Linked DNA regions of Mus musculus: region 2 is linked to region 1. A link is a loop called in an ENCODE intact Hi-C map of the cell type or tissue named here. Cell type or tissue: heart. All regions are shown on one strand. Links, peaks and the distances in the headings refer to the core of each region. The heading gives the core; the rest is flanking DNA.

The links. A loop is a pair of places that touch in the nucleus more often than their neighbours do. Peaks named below come from ENCODE experiments on the same cell type or tissue, not always from the same donor. Only the 100,000 strongest peaks of a DNase experiment are listed, where the experiment ranks them.
Region 2: a loop joins it to region 1, with 2.1 times the contacts of the local background. A loop is called at or near these places in 3 of 42 quality-filtered maps.

The regions. Positions count from the first base shown.
Region 1 is chr5:149,920,593-149,931,720 of GRCm38, forward strand. No RefSeq gene overlaps it. Among named protein-coding and RNA genes, the nearest start is that of Gm36241, 17 kb to the left of the region's middle. In heart, for the core only: no CTCF peak of the experiment used is centred there; no DNase peak of the experiment used is centred there.
Region 2 is chr5:149,863,308-149,874,435 of GRCm38, forward strand. It overlaps 4930500F04Rik (RIKEN cDNA 4930500F04 gene), which reads left to right. Exons shown (of 4, transcript NR_045758.1): 4 at 784-973. Among named protein-coding and RNA genes, the nearest start is that of 4930500F04Rik, 21 kb to the left of the region's middle. In heart, for the core only: no CTCF peak of the experiment used is centred there; a DNase peak (open chromatin) is centred at 6,334.

The DNA of each region.
Region 1 (11,128 bases), core at 5,659-8,158:
CCCGGTTTTCTTCCTGGTAAACTGGCATGGTAATTATAATACCCATTTACCTTCTGGGCTTGCATCTTAAAATATCAATGGGAGAGCATACTCAAATGTGTTTCATGAAGTAAAAGTATCAGAGGGTATTAGGAAGTCTTCCACCCTGGGCCCTTGTGGAGGTATATGGCTACATGCAGCCTTTGTTCATGTCCCGGATTGGGAGAGTCAGAGAAGCATATTGCTTTTGCTCTCAGCCTGTGATTCATCGATGTTACAGTGGTGTGCCTTTTAGTTGTGATTCTCATGTCTTATATGTTCAATTATTTTCACCCTAAGACAGTTTCCCAATGTTTAGTTACCTATGAACACACAGGACTACACAGCATGAGGTCCTTCTTTCCCCAGCATCTTCTATACACGGGATTCTTTGTCTATTTGAACCCTGAGTCGTTTCTAACATTGTTCTAAGATTGAAGGTAACAGCTTCACTCTGCTCTGTTACTTGCAAGCCTAAGTCCAGAAAGCATTGAACATAGTTAGAGATTTCTGCATTGCAAGGCCCAAAGGAAGGGTTATATAGTCTGGTCACGGGGAGCACACCCTTTAAGAGGAATTGGGATATGGCTTCCTCTCCAGCTCTTGGTTTCCTGGAAGTTCCTGCTGGGATGTGATGTCAAAGCTTCAAAGGCTCCAGGGACTATGGACTCAAAATTGTGTGTGCTCTGAAAGCACATACCCAAATAAGTCTCTCCCCCACCTAAAGATGACTTATCTCAGATCCTCATCATAGACACAGAGAGCTGGCTAGAGGGAAAGAGGCCAGAGCAGGAGAAGTTTCCTTTATCCTGGGAACTCAGCTCTGGGGTAGTGCTGCTTACCCCAGTAGCAAGCCGAGGACCTTGGCAGCTTCACAGTTCTCTTACAAGTGTGCATACATCCTTTCAACGTCCAACTTCTGCTAGCATCCCCCCACCCCACCCCTGTAGGCATAGCATCTTCCTTTGTTTCCAGATTCTCAGATTCTTCCACCAAGAGAACCTTCTACAACGGCTATTCTCTGGGAAAGCTGCTTCCATGGCTCTTCCTGAGCACAAAGGCATTCTCGGATCCCAAATGTCCTTCATGCTGAGCTGCAAACACGCCTGGGAGGTAAGGACTGAACAGAGACTTTACTGTGCCTTAAAGGAGTAGCATATGAAGAAGTTAGAATCAATTCATCACCCCCTTGATCTCTGCCTGGCTGTGGGAAGCCACATGTGCCGTTGCAGAGTGGCACTGACTACTGCTGGCCACCACGCATAAGTTTGGACAAACAACCAATGTGTACATATGCAGTAAAGTTTTTTGCAAAGACACTGCCTGGCCCGGGCATGATAATGAGGCTTTGGGAATATAACCAATCAGATGTGAGACATGCAAATGAGGTATGATAATGAGGCTCTGCGAGGTACAGAGAGAGAGAGAGTAGCCAATCAGATGAGGAACATGCAAATGAGGCATAGTGCATAACCAATCCGGGTGTGAGACATGCCTCTCCTAGGCCTATATAAGCAGCACCAGATCTGGGCTCGGGGTCTCTTTGCCTCTGCAATCAAGCTCTCCCAATAAACGTGTGCAGAAAAATCCTGTTGCAGCGTTACTGCTGGCCAGTCCGGCGTGCACAAGACCTGGTGATAGACATGAGACCCAGAGTAGAACCATTTCTAAGGGTTCATGCATTTGAACTCAGTTCCCCGAGGCCTTGCCTGTGAGCTAACTTTTTGCCTACTAATGCTGGGTTTTCCATCTACCATATGCCAGTCAAGGTGCCTGGTGATGGGGTTAGTGCCCTAAGTAACTATTACAAGGACCACCATGGCAGCTTTGGGTCTTGGAGGGAGATGTTAGGTTTAATAGGGTTGGTCTGATGCTGCTTGTATTCAAAAGCTAAATTCTGAACCCCAAGGTCTAATTGCTCCAAGACAAGCCAATCCTCATGGATACCCCAGCTTTTGTTATACAAACCTTGCCACCCCCCATAACCAAGTTATCTGAAATTAGTTAATAAATATGCCTACAGCCTGTAGCTGGGCAGAAGAGAGGTGGATGGACCTTCATTTTCCAGGCTTGGGGTCTGAGGCAGGGACCACAAGGAAGAGAAAGGAGGAAGAAGGTAGGTCAATCATGAGAACATGGCCATGAGGACCAGCCAGTTAGAGTAGGAGTGGCCCAGGCAGAACATGGCAAGTGACATCTCCTTGGGATTATTGACAGGAAAGTAGACATAATAGCAGACAGGGTTGATATCTGCCCAGCTCTGGTGTTAAGGCTTATTATAAAGGGCTTGTCTCCTATACTTGGAGACTAAAAGATCTAAGGTGGGGTAGAAACCCCCAAATAATGGGCTATGGGGGTGTGTGATATCTCAGTGGATATTTGTGCCTGAGATACATGGCCTGAGGACTGTGTATCAGGATGGGTGAGGCACATTCAGAGTTTCCACATCTCTCACCCAGAAAGAGCTGTATGAACCCTGCAGTGTGGCTCATAGCGATGCCTGCCTCTGGTTTACTGCTCTGTGGCTGGAAATGGCAACCCTGGCATGGCCAGAACCTGGCTTTCTCCCCTTGCTATTGACTCTTCTCAGGAATGGCAGAGTGGAGACAAACCACCCAGAAACACATCCTAGAAAGCACATAAGAGAATGGCATTAATTTTTCTCCAACCACCAGACAAAAGCACTTTGATTTCACCTGAATTAAAAGAAAAAATAGATCCAAATAGAACCCCTGGAACTAATATAAGAAGTGCCTGTTGGCCAAATTCACGTCAGGTTCCAAAATGAATTTCCATGCATGCTGGCATTTAACTTTGCTTTAGAAAGTGGAAAATGCCCTTCCTTTTCACTCTTTAATTTTATTTGACTATTACAGGGAGGAAATTAGAGTGTGTGGAATGTAGAAATTGAATTATAATCTAGTACAATGAACTTCTCTTTCCAGAAAGTCAAACGCTGTTTGCATTTAAGCTGGTGTGCTCCTCTGGGATCCTTACAAAGGTTTTTACCCTTTCTTTCTCAGATACTTTTCAAATTAAATCTTCGCCACTTAATTCAACTTTAGTAAGTTTTCTTTCATGCAGACGGTGCTGTTACAGCAATCAGACTCTCTGAGATGAAAGTAGGCCATGCATTTCCAAAGACAGTTTGAAGTTCACAAAGAATGACTAGAACTTACGGGGGAAAAAAAAATCACATCTGGGCATTTGATGGTGGCAGTGAAAATCTGATTCTGCCTAAAGTGGTACACGAAGCCCTGAGCTTAGAACCAGGACCCGTTGATGTGTTGCTTTAAAAGTCCTCTGGCTATTTGGTGAACGAGTGTTACATCAATTTCTACTTTTTTTTCTGATTGCAATCATTACTCTAAAAATGTACGCAGAGAGACGTGGCCTACTAGGCAGTGGGGCTACGGAAGGAAGTGCAGCAGAGTTCACTCCCTGGCCTGGTCTAAAATATCACATGATCTCAGAATCTCCTAAAATAGAACTTGGATCCACCAATAACTAGTGTGTATCAAAGAGAAACAAGGTAACCCAGCCACTGACGCAATAAAGACATTTTGTGCGATGCTGTCCCAACAGAAGCAAACCTACACTCGTCTCCAAATGCAGCCCAGACAGCTGGGGGTTTACATTACAAATTGTAAGGGGTAGTGGGTGCGGTATCAGAAGGGGAGACATCAAAGGCATGGGACTGGAGAGAAGGCTCAGTAGTTAACAGCATTGGCTGCTCTTGCAGAGGACCTGGGTTTGGTTCTCAGCAGCCACGTGGCAGCTCACAGTATCTGTAACTCCAGTGCCAGAGGATCTGATGCCCTCTTTTGGTCTCCATGGGCACTTCATGCATGGGGTGTGCATATATGTATATGATTCGGGCACACACATGTACGCATAAATATTCTTAATTAAGAATAAAATGAAGCACATGTCATTTGAACCCATATTCGTGGCAGCCATTCCTCTCGTGAAGTCAGAGCTGTAGAGCATAGAACATTCGTTCTCTTGAGAAGGAGCAGATTTGAGAGCTGAGCTCGTGACTGCACAGATGAGAATTCTGACTGTCCTGGTGGGCCTCGTAATGAGATTTGTCCCTTATGAGTCATTGAAATCACAGCGAGGCAAGGTCAGACTGCCCCAGTCAATTGCGTTGTCGCATTTGTGGATATTTTAAGCTCACCATGTTCAAATTTCCTGTTATATTTCTATCTAAGGCTAGATATTGAACTTAATGGCCTTACATTAAAAAATAGATCGTTCTATTACATTTAATTATTAAAAACTGAAGTTCTTGTCTTGGGGCAATTTCTATCATATTTAAGAAATCCACTAATGTTAGATTTTTCTTCCTAAGCTAAAATTTACTGACTTATCCAACTAATTGTTATTATGAGTTTCCTATATTCTGAGCATGAGGCCTGTGTGTTGTGTTGTGTGCATTATGTATTGTATATGTGTGTGCATACATACATGTGTGTATTGTGTATTGGGGTGGGAGTATGTGTGTGTTGTGTATTGTAGAGGGGAGTGTGCATGTGTGTGCATGTGTGTGTGTGTGTGTGTTGTGTATTATAGGGGGAGTGTGCGTGTGTATGTGTGTGTCACTAGCTCTCTCAGACACTTCTGTGCTCATAGCCATCTCTTAAGTTCTCTGTTAATTCCAAAGATGGGAGGAGAAAGATTACTGATTGGAATCATTATGGTCAAATTAATTTAAGTAAGCTTTTTAAAATTTGCATTCAAAGGCTGCCTCCCACTAAGGTAGGGCTCGAGAGGTCAGCATTGGATGTGAGGAAAGCAAAGCTTTTATAGCCCAGGAGCAGGGGGTTCCTAAATGGGGGATTTGGTAGGCAAAATAGTCGGAGTTACAGGAGCAGAACAAGCAAGGTAGTCCTACTGACCTCTTGAAACAAAGACATGGTTACAGTGTGGGCATAGCAAAGTCGTCGTATCAACAGATACTCATAGCACGGTAGCCATAACAACAGGTATTATAGCAAGGTCGTCATAGGTGGTCATATGACCTTCTGAAGCAAAGGTAGGCTTGAAGACAGTAGTAATCAATCCTTTGAAATAAAGCCATTTGTAGTTAAGCTTACAGGTGGGGCATAGCCCAATCCTTGAGAAACAGAGGTTTAATCATAAACAGGAGTGAACTGAGATTGTCTTTACTGTAAGACTACTTCTAAAGTTAACATGGAGGTTCCACATCATGTGTGACATATCAGCCCTTTGGTAGTGAGGACAGTGTCATTGAGAACAGTGACTCTCAGGCTCTGTCACTCTGGCTTCCAACTCCCCATTTTGTTCCTACTTCCGGCTCTTCTCCTTATATTTGTGTTATTTGTGTTGATTAGTTTTTGTCAACTAGACACAAGCCTATGCAAATTTGGGAAGAGGGAATCTCAATTGAGGAATTGCCTCCACCAGATTATCCTATGAGCAAGTCCGTGGGGCCTGTTTCTGATTAATGATTGTTATAGGAGGGCCCAGCCCACCGTGGGCAGAGTGAGCCCTGGGCAGGTGGCTTTGGGTACCTCTAAGAAAGCAGGCTGAGCAAGCCCGTAAGCAGCTTTCCTCCATTGCCTCTGTTTCAGCTCCTGCCTCCAGGTTCCCGCCTTGAGTTCCTGTCCTGGCTTCCTTCAGTGACAGACAATATGGATGTAGAAGTGTAAGCCAAATAAACCCTTTCCTCCCCAAGTTGCTTAGATCATGGTCTTTATCACAGCAATAGAAAGTCAACTAGAGCAACATTTGAACAGGTCTTTTTCCATTTTATTCTTTGCTTTTGGATACTGTACCATGTGGTCTTTAAGCAGTGCATAAGATGCTGGAAACCCTCCCTAGCTTACTTAATCCTGGCTGTACCTCTCATCCCCATTCTATAGATGTGGAAACTCACAGTGGCTAGTCCTGAGGCTCCTGCTTTATTTGAAGAAAAGCTCATGACCAACTAACCTATTAGGCACATCACAATTCTGTGTACACAATTTTTATTTGGGTGTTAGAAGTCAAGCCTGGGGCTTAGCAAAGACTTTACCCAGAATCCCCAAACCCTATCCTGCACCTTGTGAACGCTTCCCACCGTGTTTTCTAAATCACTCTCCCTCTTTCCTGTCTTCTGTTGATATTTAATCCTTTTTTATTAATCTTTCACCTAGGGATCAAATGCTTCCTTTCCAGTCTTCAGACAGTCATCCCTACATTGTAACACACTTAAAATATATATATATATACATATATATATATATATATATATCCAGCGATAAACAGTCTTTCAATCCTGCTCCTGAAATTCAGAGTGTTTTAACACTCACATCCTCCTCACCATCTGCTGGGTTACAATTGTCTGGAAGTTCGTATGGCCCCAGATTTCAGCTGTAAAATTAGTCTGTGTTATAGTGTATTTATAGACACTGTTTACCCTGAAATACCAGGAAGTTTATCCTCCATTCTGTCTAAGAACTTTTTTCCTTACATTTTTGGCTGTTTCATGTTCTCCTCTGGCATGGGGAAGGTGTCAACAGTCTGTGTCCTTAATTGCCTCCATGTTTTGTTTTGGTTTCTTTGGTTGGTTGATTGGTTTTTGTTTTTGGTTTCAAGACAGGGTTTCTCTGTGTAGCCCTGGCTACCCCGGAACTCATTTCGTTGTTTTTAATTTCCCATGATACCACTGCTCTGTCGTTATTGTGGAGTGATATTTAGGATGTATGTCTGCGTGTCGTGTGCATGCAGTGTCTGTAGAAGTCAGAGAAGGTACCGAATCCTCTGGGACAGGAGTTACAGATGGCTGTGAGCTGCTATGTGGATGCTAGGAATCCAACCTGGACCCCCTTCAAGAGCAGCCAGTGCCTTTAACCACTGAGCCATCTCTTCTTCCCTCTCTTGTTATGTTCTTAGCCAGGTTTCCCTCCACGGTTCTGATGCCATAGATCAACAATCAGTGTTGAGATAGATTGAGACTTCACATGTGCATGTCCATGTTTGCCACCAATGTTAAACTGTTGCTAACTCCTCCTTTTCCCCCTCCTCCTCTTCCCCCTCCTCCTCTTTCCCCTCCTCCTCTTCCCCTGCTCCTCCTCCTCCTCAGTTTCTTATACTTATCTACCTATATTAATGTTTCAGAGTTATTATACAAATTACCCTAGGCTAACCTGTTTAACTGACAGGAACATATTGTCTCACAATTCTGGAGGCTTCAGTCTGAAATCAAGTATAGCAGGTTTGATTTCTCCTGATGTCTGTCTCCTTGTCACCTTCTCATGGCATGCTCCTGAGGGTTAACACTGATTGTTGACATGGCAGGGTCTGGAATCACCTAGGAAATAAGCCTGTGCCGTGTCTGTGGAGAAGTTTCTAGACTGGGTTAATTAAGGTGAGAAGACCCACCTTTAATGCAGGCCCGCACACTGCAAGTCAGAATAAGCCCTTTCTTAATTTGCTTGTGCTAGGTTGTTTGTTTTGTTTGAGCAACAAGAAAAGTAGGTACAGTAATCTTCAAGTAGGTTTTCCTCTGTGAGTGCCCATCATGGTTGCTCATTTTCTTCTGAGGATGACAGGCCTGTTGGGTTAGAGAGCCCTGAACGCCTTGTTTTAACTTTATCACCTCTTGGGGAAGGGGCAGAGTTGGCTTAGCAGTTCTGAGCACTGACTAGTCTTCCTAAAGGACCCAGGTTCAATTCCCAGCACCCACATGGCAGCTCACAACTGTCTGTAACTGCACGGATCCAATATCCTCACACAGACATAATGAAGACAAAATACAAATGCACACAAAGTAAAAATAAATAAATTATTTAAAATATAAAATATAAATATTTTAAAAATAATGTAATAGAGTATTTTATTCTTATATATTTATTATAAATTATGTAATATATAAATTAAGAATGTAATAAATGTATTTAAAATAAAATATGAAAACAATAAAGCTATAATTTTATCCCCTCTCTAAGGCTCCCACTCCAACTTCTTCATCCCCATTCTGAAGTATTGGGAGTTAGGAGTTCAAAGTTTGAATCCTAGGGGAATATTACTTGGCCCATAACACAGTTCTTTTCCTAGTTTTACTATCTCCAAATCTATTCTTATTTTCTATTTAATATATACATCATTCCTGGTGGCAGTTAATCAGAATTTTAAACTTTTAATCTGTCATATCTGATGTTGACTGGGCTGTACTTTGCCCTGCATCATCTCTCCCATAATCTTCTTAAAAGCAAAACTACTAATTTTATTATCTAATTTCCTAGCTAGGAAAACTGAGTCGCAGGGCATAATTTCATTACCCTGGGTTGGTCACTAATGAAGGCCGTGCTCACAGCCAGTCATCTTGTATCCATGGAGGAAGACCATCAGCAGGAAGACCATCCACAGGTGACATGGTCCCAGTGTAGAAAATTAGCTCCTCGACTGCCTGGAGAGTGGATGGACTCTGCCAAGCTCCTGTCAGCCAGGGAACCCAGGTTTGTAAACCCACTCGAAGAAAACACTGTGTGATCTTGGCCGCTATATTACATATCCAAGTCAGTACTGGAATTCCTTAGACTTTGTCAGTGTAGATTGACCCCACCCAGGACACGCATGCACACATACATGTGTGTGCACTCCCTCTGAAAGCTTTCTGTGCTATAGTACTGAAAGTCTTCGATTTATTGTCTGAAATTTCCAGCATATACTTTTTTCTTTTTTCTTTTTTTTTTAAGCATAGATCACCACAAAAGCAGACGGGTTGGTGGAGATTCCATATGGTTACAGGATGACATAGTAGCTTGACAATTTTCTGTCATGAAATATTACATGCTTTCATCATCAGAGATTCAAGTGGTGTACGGACGTAAAAGTCCGAAAACTGGAGATTGCCCTGGCTCTGATCTTTATGGAAGTTTCCTGAAGTCTTAAAAATATATTGATGTTTTATCTTAGGATTGTCACTTTCTCTAACATTCCTGTCTCTTTTACAACAGGAATAAGTGATTCTGTAAAACCACCCCCACTCCCCCCCCTCTTCCTCTCTGTCCTTCCCTTTTCCTCCCCTACCTTCTCTCATCCCCTCCCTCACTCCAACTTTCACTCTCCCCTCCCTCCATACTTTTATTTTTTATTTTATTTTATTTTATTTTATTTTTAACTTTTAAGACAGAGTCTCATACACTCAAGGCTGTCTTTGATCTGGTCTCTAAGTATCATCAGACTCGCACTTGTGTTGGGACTTAAGGTTACAGACCTGTGCCACCCCACCCAACTTGCTCTGTGTGAGTTACTGACAAAGGAGCTACTGATGGTGTAGATGGACACAGGGCCAGATCCTTTTGTTGTTGTCAAGGCATCTACGTATCTCCTCACCTGAGTCACAGTAAAAGGGAATCATGAAACTGCTTTTTTTTTTTTTTAAAGTTCATCCTGCACTTGACCATGGCTTCGGGAATATGAGGGGTGGGGGGAGGGAGGGAAGGAGAGAGGGAGGGAGAGAGAGAGAGAGAGAGAGAGAGAGAGAGAGGGAGAGGGAGAGGGAGAGGGAGAGGGAGAGGGAGAGGGAGAGAGAGAGAGAGAGAGAGAGAGAGAGAGAGAGAGAGAGAGAGAAGATCAGACATGGAAATCCCAGCTTTTTATATCACCTGGCAGCTGGAGTCATTAAGGAAAAATAAAGCAGAAAAATGGACCAGGATACAGGGGGACTGTCCTTTAGACCTACCTGCTCCAGGTGGGGGTGGGGGCTTCAAAGCCCACTCCTAGATTCTTTTACAAAGGGGAAGTCTGGGCCATGCAGGCTTTCACTGCTGGGATTTAGCACAACAGAACTGCACTCTGGGTGTTGCAGTGAGATCTGCTGTTGGGCAGCTGTGGGAGGATCCCTCTGAGCTCCAGTTTTGCCTGCTCAGTCCCTCAGTATCCCATCCACCAGTGGTTTCTGTCACAGCCTTATTTAGCATCTTTAGATGTGGAAACCACTCATCCCACCACTCTAGAGAATTCTAATTTTATTGCAGCTGAAACTCACTTAAATGCTACTAGCCACGGGGAAAAAGGAAACAGGTGACGTCAGAGTCAGGTGAGCATCTGCTAGCCACACCATCACTGAGCTAGTGTCAGGTGACCATCTCATAACTGTGCCATCACTGTCCTAGGGTCAGGTGACCATCTGCTAGCTACACCATCACTGTTGGTCGTGAAAGGAATATTGGGCATGTAAAACTATTTTAGTAAGAGTAAATCCGTGTGGTGTGTGTGTGTGTGTGTGTGTGTGTGTGTGTATGTGTGTTGTGCACGTGTGAGTGTTTGAGTATGAGTCTTGTTAGACTTCCTGGCTCTTCTGTGCCTATTTCCCTTTCATGAGTTGCTGGAAATCTAATCTCAAGAAAGGACATTTGAGACATCTGAATTTCCTTGTGAATTTATTGTCCTCTTGCGCGTGTCCTTCCAGGTGCCGTGGTCCCTCAGTATTGGTGGAGATTGGCTTCATCAAAACCCCCTTTATCACTAAATATTCAAACCCTCATGTGGTCAAGTCTCCTTCAGAAAACAGTGTAGTGTTTTTACAGAGCATACAGGTGCTCCCATATACCTTAAATCATTTAGAGAGGACTTGTGGTACCCAGTGTGAAGACTATACTCATTTGTTCCACGGTGCAGCTTAGAAAATGTCGACAAGATTAAAGAGGACTGGAGAGACTTGGTGCAGATACAATTTTTCTTCTAACCTGTTTACTTGACTCTAAGGATGTGGAGGTCTGGCTGCAAACACCACATAATGTAGTTAGGAAAAGAATGATCAAAGCTGTATACTATTGCTGAGGGAATCGTTTTCTTTTTTAATCCCCCAAAGAAAACATCTAACATACATACATACATACATACACACACACACACACACACACACACAATATTTTAAGCTTCATTCACAACAAGAAAAACAACTTCTTGCAGGAATATTGAAGAAACCACTGACAATCAAGAATATGTACTTTGCCCAAGACAAATTAATTCAGGGAGATTGATTTGGACAGCGTTCTGTGGTTTCCACATGACTTAGCATGGAAGAAATGACCGAGTGAGAAGTGGATCCTGCCTATTCTAAAGCAAGCAGGATGCTCATGGCCATGGACTGGTA
Region 2 (11,128 bases), core at 4,952-7,451, 58 kb before region 1:
GGCTTCTGTGCTGTAAGGAGTGGAGGCCATTTAATCAAGATCACCACAGTTATCCGTTCTCTCCAACTTCCTTGTATTCTCAGGTGTTCGCTGTTCAAGTGAGCATACTTGAATAGTCTCATATTTGGCCACTACTATGTTTATTTGGTTAATTATTTGCATCTTGAGGAAGAACATCGAGCCGACTTGTGCTATAAGCGGTGACTGGGGCCTGGACTGCCCTTACTTGGATTTTCCCTTGATACCGAGGGAGGTCAGCCTGTACTTATGTCTGATTTTCTTTTGAGTTATAACACTTAACTGTGAAGATAATGAATTCCCCCAATGAAGTGGGCATTCCACAAAGCTGAGGCCCTATGACCCACCAGCAGTCGTAGTTCAGGAGGTTTGTTGAAAGTGGAATAGGTAGAGGGGTACAGAGAGGCAGCATGTGATCTGTGAGGGGTGACAGATCACTGCCCAGGACCCATCTTCGGAACTGCGTGTGAAGGCCACTGGGGTGATCTCTTCAAGGATGTCTGACTCAGCACCACAACCTGGGCATCCAGAGTCTTCCAGAATGCTCGGCTTGGTGTTACTCCTTCCTACGTTCCTGGGATTGTCCCTTTCAGGTCATTGAGCCACAAGGTGAACGAGCATCCCTCTCTCAGAACATCAGCAACTACTTGGGTGCACTGAGAACACTTCTCCCATTGCAGTTCATTGCATTGGAGTGAAAACTGCCTTCCGTTCTTTTGCTGAGGAAGCCAGCTGGTACACTCCCCCTCTCCTTTCCTTCCCCAGGGCTTTTGGAAAAGCAAAGTGAACGAAAAATCCACTCTGATGGGACGTGATGAGAGGTGGAGAAGCAAAGACTTGGGGCTTTTGAAAGTGAAGTGGATTTTTGAATGCTAAAAAAAAAATCTGTAATTTCCAGTTTTAAAGAACTGCCTATAAGGATAATTGAACAAATAAAAAGCTCACTTTTTGAACCTGGTAAAGGGTGTTTCATTGACTTAATGAGTTTTCAATTCAATAAAATTGCTTTTCAGGACAAGGCTGTTTTTGTTTTGTTTTGTTTTGCTTTTTTTTTTTTTAAATCAGTATTTCTTTAAAAGCATCCAGATTTCCTTATATAAAGGGAATCTCCTACCATGGATTTTGGTGTGAATGTAGGTAGCCTCAAACCCCTATATTTATAGTCCAGTTCTTTGTTCTTAAGCAGGCTTAGAGCTAGGTAGATTCTTTGTTTCTACAGTTTCATTCAGCCAAAGACAGTTTGCCAACTCTTCAAAACTTACAAATAATGAAACCCTGCTGATCACCAAGGAGCGACAGAATCAACAGTTTTTGTTAAGATTCTAAGCTCCACCCCACAGTTACCTGGCAACAGCCAGGTAGGCCTGACCCACTATAAAGGGGGCTGCTTGCCCCCTCCTTGCTCTCTTGTTCCTCTCTGCTTCCCATCCCTCCCAACCCCCCATGTGCTCATGGCCGGCCTCTACTCCTCGACTCTTCTATCTCTCTGCCTTTACTACCCTCTTAACTCTCCTCCCCATGCCCTAAATAAACTCTATTCTGTACTATACTATATGTGGCTGGTCCTTCAGGGGGAAGGGATGCCTCAGCATGGGCCCGCCGAGGCACCCCTTTCCCTGATACCTGACTACATCTCTATAGAATATATCCCCCCTCTCTTTATCTTTTTATAAACACATCAATTTTAGAAGCTGTTCTGGCTGCTGCTGGTCTTGATGGTCACGTCCTGTAATGTGCTAGAGTTGTTTCTTGTGTAAGAATGTTCTAGTGAGGTTCCATTTGACCTGCTCTGTTAATTTTACAGAGTGCTCTGGTACCTCACAATATTGTAAACTTACCAGGAGGTAGTGAGCGTCCACAGACCCAGGTAGTCAGGTTTATGTGACAAGCACTTTTACCTGCTAAGCCATCTTGCTTGCCCTTGTGATTCATTTCAATAGAAAACTCTACATCATGTATTTCATTGTCATGTATTTTATGAGTCAAAGTGGATTAAATAACATATATCATATAATTGCAATTAATATGCCTCGGGTAGAAGAGTCAACTATTATTTAATTTGTGTTAAATTACCCATTGCATTCAATTTGTACAGAGTCCAGAGTGGCCACAGATTTGATGATGGGATGAAGGAGTATACATAGGATTGTAGTTCTGAGATCGGTTTTTGGTTTTCTTCTTATTGCTTTGAAATTTCCAGACAAAGCGGTGGCGGGAGCACATCTTTAATCCCAGCACTCGAGAGGAAGAGGCAGGCTGATCTCTGTGAGTTTGAGGCCAGTCTATCTACAAAGTGTGATCCAGGACAGAGAGCTAAGGCTGCATGGAGAAACCCTGTCGGTGGGGGAGGGGTGGGAATCCAGATAAAGAGTTGCAGGAGTGCCCGCCTCTCTCTTGTTGAGGTAGCTGGAAGCTACAGCAGCCAAGTAAATTAGAAGCAAATTCCTGAGGAGTTTACCAGTTGCCTCCCAGAACACTACTGGGCTAATTATGGCAGTCTAACTACTATCAGGTCCACTCAATGGCACACGTCATCCAGCACTCTGTTATTTACATCCCGATCCACAGGCTTCTTGCCAACCTGGCCACTCTCTAGTGTCACATAGAGCCTCCCCATAGTGCTTCTATGCTTGCTTGCTTCCAGCTCTGGGCACCAACCTGTCTTAACAGAACAACCAGTCTGTAGTCTCTTTCCTTTTGTTTAAAACAACAACAACAACAACCCCAACTGTTATGATGTGCTAAACAGACTTCAGGCATTTGACTCAAAAATTGGTTTTCTTGGCTTCTAAATATTTAAGATCCTTCTTGCTGAAGAGATAATTAAAATAACGGACACACCACTTCTGATGTATCAGACAACACGATGGGTCTCCAAAAAATACCGGATTTGTTGGCTCATGGCGTTTGTTACCCCAATACCCTATATACGTGTGGTTCCCCATTCCCAGTGAGCATCTATTATAATCATTAAGCACTGCCCTGCAGTGTACGGTGTGTTAAGAAGCCAGACAGTATCGGCCTTGCCTCTTCAGATCATGGAGCCAGCCCAGGTCATGTTGCATAAGAAATAGATTCAGGGAGCTGGAGAGATGGCTCATCAGTTAGAGCACTGGTTGTTCTTCCAGAGGACCCAGGTTTGGTTCCCAGCACCAACATGGTAGCTCACAATTACCTATAGCTCCAGTTACCAATGATGACACCTTCTTCTGGCCTCTTTGAGTACCACACACACACACACACACACACACACACACACACACACACGGTGCATTTACATACTTGCCAGCAAAACTCACAAGAAAAATAAATCTAAAAAAGGAAATAGATTCAAGGTCATTGCAAATGTGTGCCAATGTGCGTTGTAACTTTAAACCCACTGATGCATGATGGTAACAACAGAATCAAGGCTTCTCATTTAGTACAGTTGGAAACCTTTAGCTTTGTATAAGGATGGCACTGGAATCTTTCAGTTTGCTAGTCATTTTAAATCTTTCTACCAATGACCATTTTTGTTCTGTCTCTGGTCATTTCTGTTTCACATCTATGAATTCCTTTCCAACTTGTCTCCTGCTAGCTGCTGTTTTTCCGAGTTTACCGGTATACTCACTCTGTCCAGAGTGCAGTAATCATCCGTCAAATCTCTTTTCTATTACAGCTGGCTTTTCAGGAATTGGCATTTTCTACGAAGCAAGATCGCCATTTGCATTTAGAGTATCACATAAAGAACGCAGGATTTCATTCATCAATGAACTTGTTGTGTTTTTGTATTTATTGATGTCGATATATTTCATGTTAGCCATCTGGTCTTACTCCTTTGCCTGGGGTTATTGGACTACTGTGGCATCTACAGAATTATGATTTTTCTATTAGTTTCAATAAATGTACGCCATATTTCTGTGAGTAAAATAACATGTCTCCTATAAAATGACCATAAAAATCACTGTCAGTGCTAAAGTGTAAGATATTTGATTTGGCCTCAAACTCATAAAATTTGGAAGTCTCTTATTCATGGGAATGTATTGTTTGTGCTGGTTTTCTATTGGAATAAACACCCTATCAACATTCAGTCACAGCATTTACTTAGCACCTTCGGAATGTCTCTAGGACACACACACTTGTACAAACATGTGCACACATGTGAACATACATGTTCACTCAAGCACGCATACACATATGTGTATGAATACACATGTATACACACATGTGTGCACACACACATGTAAGTGCACACACACAAACACATGTGCACACACACACATTTGATCAGCAGACTTTCTGCCATTGCTTCCCCTGAGCCAGAAAACTCACTGTAGGAATGACATTCTTAAAAGTGTAACATGAGCCAGGCAGTGGTGGCGCACGCCTTTAACCCCAGCACTTGGGAGGCAGAGACAGGTGGATTTCTGAGTTCGGGGCCAGCCTGGTCTACAGAGTGAGTTCCAGGACAGCCAGGGCTACACAGAGAAACCCTGTCTCGAAAAACAAACAAACAAACAAACAAGTGTAACATGACTGGATCCGCTGTCCTGGCTGTTTTCCCAACAGTGGAATCTATGTTTTGGCTCTTAGGTGTCCCAGCCATTTGAATTCTTTGATTCTTTTATCCCTGTGTCAAAGTCACCTTCACTTAACAAAGCTGTGTGTGTGTTGAGTCATTTTAGTTCTGGTTCGAATGCTTGCATACTTAGGAGGGGGTGAACCGTAACGTGTGTTTTACAGTGTTAGTGTAACACAGTGCAGAAATGTCTCATTTATTTATAACGTGAGATTTATGCCACCATCTAGTTCCAAAAGGGATCTGAGGTGGTACACAGAGCAGTTGACTTTGCTCTTATCTGTGCGCCTTACCCTATAATTTATGCCGGCTGCTTTGTCTTGTCTATTTGCCTTTCTTGGCATTTGGTGATTAATGTCAGTGAGTGGAAGAAAACTTCTACTGAGGATATAAAACATCTTCTCATTTGTGAGATTTTTTGGCAAGCCCTGCGAGAGGAAATGATTTGAAATTGCACACGAGGCAGCGAAGAATCAAACGGCTAGTTTAATTTTAAAGAGGAATGCCGATTGAAAGATAAAACCACTTCTAAAAACACATTCCCAGTAGAAATCTTCAAATGCCTCCTGTGGCGATCACATGTATGTGATGACCCTTGCTATCCCCTTGAGAGCTGGAAATGCCACCGAGGCAAAAGGCTTGACACCTTGGTCACTGCGAAGATGCTAACAAGGTGGAAACAAAACGAAGTCAGGCAAGTTTGAGATTCAAGAATGCAACTTTTGGGTTAATCTCTCTTCCCACATCTTGTCACATCCCACAGAGTGGGAGTAAATTACAGATGACCAGGGAAGATGAAGGAGGAGAGGGGTTGGCTGGACTCCAAAAAAAAAAAAAAAAAAAAAAGAAAAACCAGTCGGAACAGATGTTTGTGGGGTGTTTTATTAGGTGGAGGACTGGACACACATTTAATGGGCTGACAGATGGCTGATGGCTCTTCATCAATAGACTTTGAGGGGATGTTGTGTCTCGGGAATGGCAGAGTTAATGAAGGACTTGAAGCTGTGCTTGCTATCAGTACAGTCACTAGTTTGTGGCATCGTCGCCTGCGCCAATATGCTCTTCCCTTCACCCCAGGTACCCCTCCTTCCTCCTCATTGAGTGAGGACAGGAGACACACAGGAAGTATCCTAGAAAACAAAGGGAAAGCAGGCCGAATGTAGCAGCAGCTATCAGCTCCCATCTGCATAGCAGGGAGCCATAGCCACTATCACCCAGGCAGAGGGAGGACTAGCAAGTGGGGGATTCCCCCAGCCTCACTCTTAGCCCCCATCTTTGTGTGAGGAGGTATGTGTAGATGACTATGAATCTGAACCCCAGGACTCACAGGTGAGTCATTTTCCTGAGCTTTGCCACATCCAAGTAAATCCACCATGTGTCTTGGAAGGGCTTGGGGCTTTGCATCATTAACAGCCCCCACCCCAAGGTGATTCAGATGGATCTTAGATCTGACACCCACTGGACTCATCTAGACCATCTCTCAGGTTCCATTCCCGGTTAATATTCCATGGTTCCAAGGCCACTTGATTTTCTGCCTTACTTTGTCCCGCGAGGGAGAAGTCCTGGGCTACAAATGTCCAGTACTCTCCCAAACCACATCTCCTTCGCCCTTAAGCTCTGCACATGGCTTCCTCAACACATCATGTTTTGGCAGGCATTGTGTGCAGGTGTGGATGGGTCATGGCCCAGTTCCCGGGGAGGCAGAAACATTGCAGCAAGATTCCACTGGGGGTGGTCCAAATGCAGTGGTGTCATGAATCTCTGCTCAGGGACAACCAGGTGGCATCAGACACCCAGGAGAGGTAAAATGAGACATCCTGCTGCTGAATAAGCAGGGGGCTGCTTGCCAAAGGAAGACCATGCAACACGATGGGGAACCGGGTCAACTGAGAGCGAGGGGAAACATTCTGGATGACATCAAGGCTTCTGGGAAGCTGAGAAAGAAGCAAGCTGGCCTTCACCAGACCCAAAAATCTGAAGAAAATGTCAGAGGCAGAGACAGCTTATTCTTGGGGAACCAAGAGCCTTTCACAATTCTGCACACCGCTGGGCTTCTGGGGCACTCTGGGGTGCAGGGAGAGCTTGCCACCCCAAGAAGCTCCATTGACGTCAAGGTCTAGAAACACAGCCAGTGCCCTGACAGGAGCTGGGTCATTCTGTGAGCAACCCCCCCCCCGCCCCCATCCCCTCTCTTCACCGGTCTGTGTCTCATTGGAATAAAATGTAGATTGTGCTCTCAGGGCCTTAGTCTCCTCATCTGTAAGATGAGAGTGTTGAATTAGATTGTCCTGCTGATATGTTTCAGAGCTAGGTTTCTATGGAAATAAAACAAAAGTAAATAACAGAGACAGGAAAAAATGTAGAAAAAAAAGAGCTGCTAAGTAAGATAGTTATGAGGAGGGATAGCAGTTTTTAGAGAGGGAAAAGCTGCTAAGAGGGAGAAGGAAATCCTGTTGAAGACCATGTGGGAATAACCTTGAGTTCATAAACACACACACACACACACACCCATACGTATACACAAGCATATACATATGCACACATGCACGCACGCGCACACACACACACACACACACACACACACACACGAATGGACACATACTGTGCACATAGACACAGCCAGCCAGACACAGCCAGCTAGACACACAGACACACACACACATGCATGGACACATACTCTGCACATAGACACAGACAGACACACACACACAGACACACACAGACACACACACAGACAAACACACACACAGACACACACACAGACACACACACACACACACACACACACACACACTAACTGGAACAGGATAGTCCAAGTCTCTATTGGACGCATCTTAGGGAGTGGTCCTAGAATGAACACACACAATGCATGTGTGGGGGTTCCCATACCACCAGAGCTAAGCTTCATTTCATCACCAGACTTGTGGTTTGGTGTCTGGGAGGAGTGGAGGTGGGCGCTCAGCTTGAGGCCATCTAAGGTCAAGGTTTAAGCTAACTTACTCAACACTGGAGTTATCTTCCAAAGAAAACAACCCAAACAAGGCAGGAAACAAGAGAGATCCAGGCACCAGGCTTACATTTTTTAACAACAACTTGCAGGAATTAATTAGGGTCCTACAAGAACGATATTAATCTCCGTGGCAGGCGATGTTTCCAGTGTTGCAACTTCCTCTCTCTCAAAACATCATCCATATCACCATCCCAATACCACACCTTGGGGACCAAGCTTCTGGCACATAAATCCTAGGCTGGGGAGACATGGAAATTATATTCTAATCAGGACAGCCCCCAAATGGTCTCTTCAGACAAACTCTTTTGGTTTTAGACTTACCCCTCCCAAAAACCTGGCAACGATCACAGAAGCACTTCCACTGAGAGGTTTGTACCTGTCTATCTTGGGCTAGAAGAGACTTCTGGGTTACCTCTCCAATGGTTCCCATTAGAACACAAGGGTGTGGTCATTGAATTGCTCAGAACTACAGACCTACAGCCCCATCCTGGATGCTCTGCTTATTTTCTGTACCTGAACATGAGGACAGCAGATGGAGAATGTCACTTCTGTGTTATTGGTTTAGGATTCTCACTGTGGTGGAAGTGGTTTTGTACTTCTGGGCAGTCAATGAGGGTGTGTGTTATTGTATGGAAGGTAGGACACACTTGCCCTTAGAAAGCTGTGTCAGAGAAGGGCCTGAGCACTCAGTCAGACCTAAGGTGACAGACAGTAGAACTTCCCTTGAGGAGAAGTGTAACAGATTGGCTTAATGCTGTGTGTATTCTAATGCTAATCTGGGGCCCCTAAGACTGTTTGCCCCAATGAGGGAGTCTGAGCATAAGACATCTGACCCTGTCCTCGGTTGTTGGTGATTGGCAAATAAAGATGTCAGCAGTCAATGGCTGGAGAGAAGAGAAATAGACCGGTTGAGTTTTGCTGGGCTTGGAGGAGGGAGCAGGGAGGAGGAGAGAGAAGAATCAAGCTGCCATGGAAGAAAGGCAGGAGGAATAAGGAGAAGCTGGGAGCTAAGAGCAGCCCAGATGGAACATAAAAGATAGTTAGTGATAACTTATTGGTAAGAAAATAGATTCTAACAGCGTGTGTGTGTGTGTGTGTGTGTGTGTGTGTGTGTGTAGAGGCAATTGACCAGCTATTGTGCTGCATAGTAAAAAATACAAGGCTATATATGCTAGCATTCTGTCTAAGCTCCCCCCACAGTTACCTGGCAACAGCCAGGTAGGCCTGACCCACTCACTATAAAAGGGGCTGCTTGCCCCCTCCTCACTCTCTTGCTCTCTCTTGCTTTCCTTCCCCCACCCCTGCCATTCCCTTCCCCCCTCTTTCTCCATGTGTTCATGACCAGCCTCTACTCATCTAGTTCTCTACTCTCTCTCTCTGCCTCTACTGCCCTCTTAACTCTCCTCCCCATGCCCTGAATAAACTCTATTCTATACTATACTATGTGTGGCTGGTCCCTCATGGGGAAGGGATGCCTCAGCATGGGCCTGCCGAGGCACGCCCTCCTCCAGTACCTCACCACACCTCCATAAAACATACCCCCCCCTCTTTATCATTTTATAAATACATCAATGTATGTCTTTCATCTGGGAGCAAATATGGTCTAAGGTAGGAAGAAACCCTGTGCCAGGATTTTTTAAATACTTTTTTTTTTTTTACTACAGAGAAGGCCTTACCTGCTAGGTGTTTTATTTCTAGTATGAACGGAACTGAAATGAACAGGGCTTATCCTCTGCTCTCTTTCCCAAATCACCCAGCTTCCTTCAGCTCTGCCACGTTTGAAGATGATCTAGTCTAATTTTTAAAATGTTCAAAACTCAACAGAGCAGTGGTAGCACACGCCTTTAGTCCCAGCACTCTGGAGGCACAGGCAGGTGGATCTTTATGAGGTCTTGGCCAAGCTTGTCTACATAGTGAATTCTGGAATAGCCGGGGCTACATGGTTTTTCTCAAAAACAAAACAAAACAAACAAAAAACAAACAAACAAAAAAAACCCGATTAAAGTAAATAAATAAATACATTGAGAACTCCAGTTTTTGTTCCATACTTGAAGTTGGCTCTCTTTCCTAGTCACTTGTACACATTTCATTTCTTCTCGTTTCTGCTTTATAGAATATTTTTCTCTAGTAAGAAGTTATGATTCATTTTTTTTCTAGTACTTTTCTCCCACTTTAAGCTTTTGGCAAAATATAATCTACAAAATTCACTCTTCAGTGACTTCCTGTTTTAATAGGCTGTTTTGTCAGCTGTCTCTTGGAATCTGATTTGGGGAGGTTGATGTGTTTATAAAAAGATAGAGAGAGAAGGAATATGTTCTATGGAGGGGTGTGGTGAGGTATAGGGGAAGGGGGTGCCTCCGCAGGCCCATGCCAAGGCATCCCTTCCCCCTGAGGGACCAGCCACACAACGGTATAGTATAGTATAGTATAGTATAGTATAGTATAGTATAGTATAGAATAGAGTTTATTCAGGGCATTGGGAGGGGAGTTGAGAAGGTTGTAGAGGCAGCGAAAGGCAGAGAGGGAGAGTAGGTAAGTGGAGGCCGTCCAGGAACACATGGAGAGAGGGAGAAGGAAATGAGGAAGGGAGAGGGAAGGGAAGAGCCCAAGAGGGCAAGAAAGAAACAAGAGAGCAAGAGAGACAAAAGAGGGAGGAGGGGGCAAGCAGCCCCTTTTATAGTGGGTCAGGCCTACCTGGCTGTTGCCAGGTAACTGGGGGGCGGAGCATACCTGGCTATTGCCAGGTAACTGTGGGGCGGAGCATACCTGGCTGTTGCCAGGTAACTGGGGGGCGGAGTTTAGACAGAACGCTAACAGAGGTGACTGGTACGCCATCTAGAACCGCAGATCTGCTTCTCCTGGTGCTTCTCACTTCTATGAGTGAGAGAGATTCTGGGAACCCTGTCAGCTGCCTGCTTCACTGTGAGAGGGAGACAGCTCCCGCTGAGACGACTCTGGGCAGTTTCATTCTGTACTCAGCACGAGGAAGACACCTGTTGTGTTGCTTTGTTTTCTTTTCTGGACTCAAAGGAGCCCCTCCTCACCTCTGCCTTCAACTCAGGATCCTGCAGCCTGCCCTGTAAGGAGAGTTCTAAGTCACAGCCTCTCCCAGATTTTTATCTTCAGATCCCTGCCTGCTTTCAGGCCTCCTGTGACTTTGCCACAGCTGGCTCACTGTTTAGCACGTCCATCCCACTTCTGGTCCATGGAATCTTACTCTTGCTTTGGATCATTTATCTGACCCCAGAGTCCAACAGGAGAGCCAAGAGATGGTCAGAGTTCTGTGCTAACCTATGACAACTACTGTTCCATCCTGGCACAGTTTCACAGACTTCATGATACAGACAGGTCATCTCTGAGTTCTGTGTGACTGTCCCTGCGAGATAGATAGAAGGAAGGGATAACATTGCCACCTACTGCTCTTTGCCATCAGGGAGTAACTCTTCAAATAGCTATAATGCAGACACCAGTGCTGCATAAAAGCAGGAAGTGTGGCTGATCCTAGTAGAGCAAAGCAAAATTTCCAGTCTGTTTTCCCATTT